Regions from separate parts of the Homo sapiens genome. Here region 2 is linked to region 1. Evidence: chromatin loops called from intact Hi-C (ENCODE). Cell type or tissue: mammary epithelial cell. All regions are shown on one strand. Each heading gives the region's core, and the rest is flanking DNA. Links, peaks and the distances in the headings are about the cores only.

Evidence for each region. Peaks named below come from ENCODE experiments on the same cell type or tissue, not always from the same donor. Only the 100,000 strongest peaks of a DNase experiment are listed, where the experiment ranks them.
Region 2: a loop joins it to region 1, with 26 times the contacts of the local background. A loop is called at or near these places in 12 of 110 quality-filtered maps.

The regions. Positions count from the first base shown.
Region 1 is chr7:33,742,535-33,746,818 of GRCh38, forward strand. No RefSeq gene overlaps it. Among named protein-coding and RNA genes, the nearest start is that of FLJ20712, 19 kb to the left of the region's middle. In mammary epithelial cell, for the core only: a CTCF peak has its summit at 1,922 (motif pointing left); a DNase peak (open chromatin) is centred at 1,267; H3K27ac peaks cover 1,206 bases.
Region 2 is chr7:33,458,288-33,460,787 of GRCh38, forward strand. The region is part of intron 19 of BBS9 (Bardet-Biedl syndrome 9); the gene reads left to right. Among named protein-coding and RNA genes, the nearest start is that of FLJ20712, 270 kb to the right of the region's middle. In mammary epithelial cell, for the core only: a CTCF peak has its summit at 1,135 (motif pointing right); no DNase peak of the experiment used is centred there.

The DNA.
Region 1 (4,284 bases), core at 780-3,279:
GAGGGGAAGCAGCAGAATCTCATCTGACAGCACACGTGGGCAGCAGCGATGGCCTGGTGGGGCAGTAGAGGTGGGATTATGGGCAAGACTGGGAAGGGTGTGCTCCTTTCTCAGAGACCAGAGCTCTCTGGTTTGGCAGTGGTAGAGAGGAGAGAGGCTAGCCTGCGAATGGGCGTCCTCAGGGAAGCAGGAAGTGAGTGGGTGTGGGCAGGTCTGCAGTTCACTCCGGATGGAAGGAAGGCTGCCGGGAGTAGGAACCTAGGGCAGCATTCTTCACACTCTATGTGCAGAGTGTCTCCTGGGCAGAGGCTTCAGAATACAGATTCCTGGGCTCTCCCCTCTGCCTCTACTTCTGAATGTCTAATGGCAGGCCTGGGAACTGTGTCTGTAACATATACTCAGAGAGGATGATGCTGGAGAACAATTAGGAGATCCAATGAAGACACCAAGGGGAGCAAAAGAGACTGTCAGCACTTTGGTTGGAGCTAGAGTTGGTCAAGGCATTATTCCATGTATTTCACCTGGTTTTCACTCATTTGACAGGGATCTATTGTGCTTTGGTGTGTCCAGTACTGTGGGAAACACAAATAAAGGAGGTAGAGCGGTGGGGAGAGTGAGACTGGTGAAGGCCCAGCAGCTGTTCCAGGCACTGTTTCTCCCTGGCAGAGGCTGGATTCATGGATGATGCTGGTACTGAGGCGTGGTTTGACTTTGAGGAGCATGAATGCCTGGCCTTTGGTATCTAGAGAGATGAAAGGTACAGTTTCAGCCTGGACATTCAGTTTTCCCTGCCAAATCTAGGTAGACGATGACTTGAGTTCTTAAGTACACAAGGAGCAGTCCAGGGTCCTGGGTGTTGGATGATTTCTATAATGCCAGCTGGCATTTTTGCTCCGTTAGTGTGCCACAGATGGGGGAGTCACTGGTGAGTGCCACTGAGGGCAGGCCTTATTCTGCTTCCTTTCTTGGGACAACATTGACTCCTCTGGTTTAAGCTGACAGAGATTTCTCCTGGTGTTGGTGCTAGCCATCTTCCAGATGAGATTAAAACCTAAAATGCTCATTTAGTTTGTCTTAAAAGTGTCTTACAAGCAACTTGTCTGCTGAGCTCTGTGTGCTGCAATCATGGCAGGAAATGGAATCTCGGGTTTCAGGCAGGGGCAAGTGATACAGTTTAGAGTTAGTGTTGAGGCTTGAAGACTGTAGGGTTACAACATTCAGTTGGATGTGATTCAGAGCAAGTTCGGACAGTCTTTCTCTCAGAAATTGACGCAAGGCTGCACTCTATTTACTGGAAGGCTTGCAGGCGGTTGACTGCTAATGTGCTCATATGGAATTTGGGCAACAACACCTCTTGCCCTCTCTAGACTGTCACTAAGTACACAATCCGATGCTTGTCATGCTGACTTGGTTTCCTCTGTTCTACTGAGGACTTGGTTGTCCTTCCTCAATCTTTCCCTTCATATCACACATGGTATGACTCTTACCAACCTTCCCTTTAGCTATACCACATCAACTATTCAACTGCAGTAGCTGTTGGGCAATTGGAGACTGTCTTTTCTTTGCCTTCCTGGGAAGAGGCCATGATGGTTCCACGCCAGCAGCCCTGAGGTGGGAGGGGCTTGTTGCTTTCACCAGGGACCGTGGTACCACCATCACCTTGGTGGGTTTGATGCAACATGAGGAGGTGGATGATGGAACAGGCGCCCCTAGATTGGGTCCTCTGCTATGGGGGAGGGGTCATTAAAAGATCTGCTTTAGGTGAATCACTCTAGGCTGGGGCAGGGTCCCAGCAGAATGTGATTTCTACTTCTAAAGGTACCCAGAGGTACCAATTTCACTCTGAAAGGAGCCAGTTCTTGCTCTGCTCCAATTTGCTCTTTAGTCTTCTGGGTTGAGACAAATATGTTCAACAGAGCCCCCTTGTGGAGAGAGACAATGTACAACTGTCTATCAAAGGCCCTGAGAAGGCCTGTAGCAAAGAAGCCCACTGCCTTTAATTCGGCATTTCCCAATATTATTAAGCCATAGAACCTCCTTTTCTAAATTTTGCTATGTACTCCTGGGGGAACTAGTGTTCCACAAAGTGCCCTCTGCGAAACACTGTTCTAAGAATTTAATAATTCCAAAACCTCCCTTGCCCTTTAAAAAAAAAAACACCAAAAAAACAAAAACCTGTATCTGGGGTATATACCCTGGTGACTGGTAATCATAATCTTAAAATGAAAAAGTTAGAAGGGCCTGCTTTTCCTTTCTTTAGAAACAGAAGAAAAAATGAGTACATAATTAGCATATGCTAACTGCTATAACAGGCAACTCCCTGAATTTTGATTATCTTAAACTACATACATTTATCTCTCTACCATGTCACAGCTCAGTGCAGTTAGTGGGGAGCCCTACCCTGTGCAGTCATTCAGGGTTTCATTCTTCTCCCACTGTGTGGCTTTGCCATGTCCAGAATGGGACTTCAATGTCACCTTGCTGTGGTCCAGCTGGCAGATGGGGGAAGAGAGAGAGTAAAGAAGACACACGTGCTGAACTCCTTGGGCCCAGCAGTGACATAGCCAGCCCTACATACATGCTATGGTGAGACCCTCTGTGGTGCCCCACCTAGATACAGGCATGCCAGGAAAGGCAGCTTAGCCTTGTGTCCAGAAAACTGAAACACGCACGGCGAACATCTGAGTCCTCTCTGCCACTGTGAGATAAGACATTGAGATGAGGTGTCTGAATCCTAGTCTGGGCGGAGGCAGAAGGAAGGGACCCAAGAGATGGTGAAGACAGAGAGAAAGGCAGGACCGGGAGCCTGGAGCAGAAGGAAAAGGACACCCGGGAGCCAGCCTAGGAGAGGCAGAGCCAAAGATTCCAGGGTCTCCATGAATAGAAGGTGCCATCTTGAGGCTCTGAGAAGGGATTGGATGCTTTTAAAGAAGCATGGGAGTCGGGCGTGGTGGCTCACACCTATAATCCCAGCACTTTGGGAGGCTGAAGCAGGCAGATCATGAGGTCAGGAGTTTGAGACCAGCTGACCAACACAGTGAAACCCCGTCTCTACTAAAAATAGAAAAAAAAAATTAGCTGGGTGTGGTGGCAGGCTCCTGTAATCCCAGCTACTCAGGAGGCTGAGGCAGGAGAATTGTTTGAACCTGGGAGGTGGAGGTTGCAGTGAGCCGAGATCGTGCCACTGTGCTCCAACCCAGGTGACAGAGTGAGACACTGTCTCAAAAAAAAAAAAAAAAAAAAAAAAAAGCATGGAAGAAAAGAAGGAAAAGGACATGGGTGAACAGAAATTCTAGAAGCACGTAAGGGTAGCAGCGGTCTGTAGGTAACTTCCATACTAGGGAATCATTCTCGTTTTCTTTATAGTATATTGAAATAATATACATTTACCTGAGGGGAAAAAAAGCATTTCTTTTGAAGTAGGAACAAGTCGGGAAAGAATTTACTTTTATTAGCTTTACTTTAGTAAAGTATCTTTGTTCCACTGGTCCAGGGCTTCTCAACTTGTATGCCACCAATGGTCTTCCCACGCCTTAGGGAATGGGATGGGGTGGGAATAGAATCCCTCAACAATCTCCTCTGGCTCTGGAATCTCCTCCTTTTTCCTGAATGAGTCATACCAACATCATCATTTTCTGTGTGTACCATAATGCACAAAACTCTGGGAAGCTCCACATTAGCTCAGTATCAGTGTCTGCCAAGGTATGGGGTTGGTACCCATCGTAAAACTCCATAATCAACCCATCAATTACCATATTTTATCTCTTTACACCCTGTGTTGCATAAATGCCCAAGAAGCAAGAAGCAATCAAATTAGAAATAGTTGCAGAAAATATGACAAAGGAAAAATAAAGATTGGAAAGACAACAAGGAGACAAGAGAGAGGTCGGCTTGGTACCCAGGAAGGCATGTGGAATAGACTTGAGTGAACTACACATTCCACAGCATCAATGAGATGAAAATAAAATGGATATTCAGAAGCAGCCTATTCCTCTCAGTAAAAAAGGTCCTAGAAAAAGACATCTTTCCTGATGATCCCAACCCTCCATAACATTTTTATAGTGAATACAAGCACACACTTTGTGGGACTCTTCTTCAGAGTGTTCTTCAGTGTACGTTCAGGGCAAAATTCCAAAGTTCAGGCTGGGAAAAGTAGTTTGGGAAGGGGTGAAGGTGGGGCCAGGAATGCATCTGTGTGAGATGATGTTCAACATCCCAGGGAATCCATAAAATGTAAATAAAAATGCAATGCTACTTTCCAGCTATCAGATTGGCAAAGATTAC
Region 2 (2,500 bases), core at 1-2,500, 290 kb before region 1:
AAAGATAAAAACAGGCTTCTTTTAGTATTTTTGAGAATAAAGTTTTCAGAACAGCATCCCAATGTACCTGTTTGTTCATTTGTTCCATAGATTTCTTCTTTGAGAGTATATGGTATCAGTATATATAATTAGACTTTCATTTAAATTTCTAGTCCATTTGTGGATTACCTTACCACTTTGGGGAGTGTTTATATTAACTATTCTGTGCCAGTTTTTCTTTGCGGAAAATCTTTCTCTGCTTTTTGCTAAAATAAGTAACAAACAAGAAGCTAAAGATTATAGCTAATGGTCTAGAACAAAGGATTAGAATCCAATTCTGGCAGAAGCCAAATGAGTTACAGTGAATTTGGCACAGGGTGTAAAAGGAACTAGTCTCTGTTAATTGTATGTTCCTGTTTGTAAACAGGTGTTTGCCCAAGGGGAGTACACTGCACTTCTTTTCAAATGTTATGGAAGAGTGATTCACTGGAATAGGTGAACATTTCTCAGTTTCACACCCCGAATACATTATGACAATTCTTTTAGTACTCTGGGCTCAGTGAGTTTTATTAGTAGCAGAAAAGATGGGATTCCAGAAACTGTAGCACCCTCCTTATTTGGTGTTTCTGAGTTTAACTGGCAGGCTGTTGTCCTTGTCTTTAATTAAATTACTTCTCAACCAAGTGTCTTTGAAGGACAGCTTTTGTGAAATGTGTCAAACACTAGGGCTTTTTTCTTTTCTGCCATGAGGCTTGTTGGCAGCAGTGGGAATGAAGTTAGGGGATCAGGAGTACAGTGTTAAACCAGTTATTAAAAGGGCCTTATTGCCAATTACTGAAGAGGAAAGAAGAAAATAAACACTCAAGAAGACAAAACGAACTCCTTTCCATTGAGATCCCTCTTCCCTTTGCTTGTTCTTTAACGCCAGCCAGAATCTTGCGGTATTGTTCTGCTTGTTTTAACTATCATGTTTTATTTTGCTCAGCATTTTGGAAATTTCTCTAGAGCTGTGGTTCTCAATTGGGAGTGGGATGATCGAGACTCCGGGACATTTGGCAAAGTCTGGGGGCATTTTTGATTGTAACAGCTGGGGAGAAGGGAGAGGATACCATTGGCATCTAGTAAGTAGAGGCCAGTGATGTTGCTAAACTTCCTACAGAGGGCAGAGCAGCCCTCACAGCAAACAAGTATCCAGCCCAAAATGTCCACAGGGCTGAGGTTGAGAAGCTCTGCTCTATAGGAAGAAATTAAAAGGCATTTAAAAGAAGTGGCCCGTCTCTACAAATTCATAGCCAGTTTGTGCAAGCAGATATTCAAAATATCTCATTTCAGTGCCTTTGCACTGAAAATGAGTTTTTGTTTTGAGCACTTCCTTACTCTCTGGCACTACATGCTGCTCCAGGTTTGTCTTATATATCTCTTGCCCCCTGCTGGAATCAGCCATTTCTCCAAGGAGCCCTGGTCTTTTTATTGAAGAAACCAAGATCTGGGCATTAGGTGTGCTTATTGGCACTTAGTTTTTTAAACTCCAAAATCTAAGCTTAATTTGTTAATGAGACCAGTTTTTAAAACTTGGTCTTTACCATATATTATATAAGTGTACTTTAAAAATTCTTTTCTTATGTTTGAGCTTACATGGAACATTCTAATTACCCAAGTAATATTGAAATTCAAAATGAATCTTTATAAGTTAAATGAAACCTGCAATAACATGGATTGTAAAATGTATTGCTTTTATAATATACTGATGGTGTTTGAGACTACTGTTACTTTAAAGCGACTTTGTTATTGTACACTTTTTACCATATGTAGTTTTATTTAGTTTTATTTCATAGCCTCCTACAGCTGAAAGGCACTTAATCCTGCCTTGTCTACAAATCGATAATTTGTTCTGAAGTGTGTGAAAATCTGCATAATGATGAACCTGGCTAAAAGAGTTCTATTGTGATTTACGTTAAACTGATAGTCCTTCATTTGGGTAATGTTCATATCTCTGTAGAAATTTAAGGTTTAAATTCTCCTAAGATAGTTTCTGGAATTTCTTGGCTTTATCTTTAACTGCTTTGTTTATTTCAAAAACTGTCTTCTATGCCCATAATTGATTGACGTAACCTGTCAGGGTTTTCTCTTTAAGTAGCATTGTTGATTTTTAAACCATTTTAGGTACAAGGGAAAATAATTTTGATTTTAAAATGAATATTTTCTCTTATTAAATATTTTTTATGTACTGAAAAACTCTTAAGATTTAGACAAAATTTTATGTTTTATCACACTTAAATAGACATATAAAGAAAAATACAAGCAAAATAATTTGTTCAAGGTATTCTTAATTTTTTTTTCACATTCAGAGTCTATTTGGGATCACTTTTAAACATAGAATTGTCAATGTCTGTATTTTTCCAAACATTACTGTCCTCTATATCATCAGAAGTTTTGGTGATGTAGCATTTAAAAAAATAATTTGAGATGAAATTCACATGACATAAAATTGATCATTTTAAAGCGAAGAATTCATTGACAT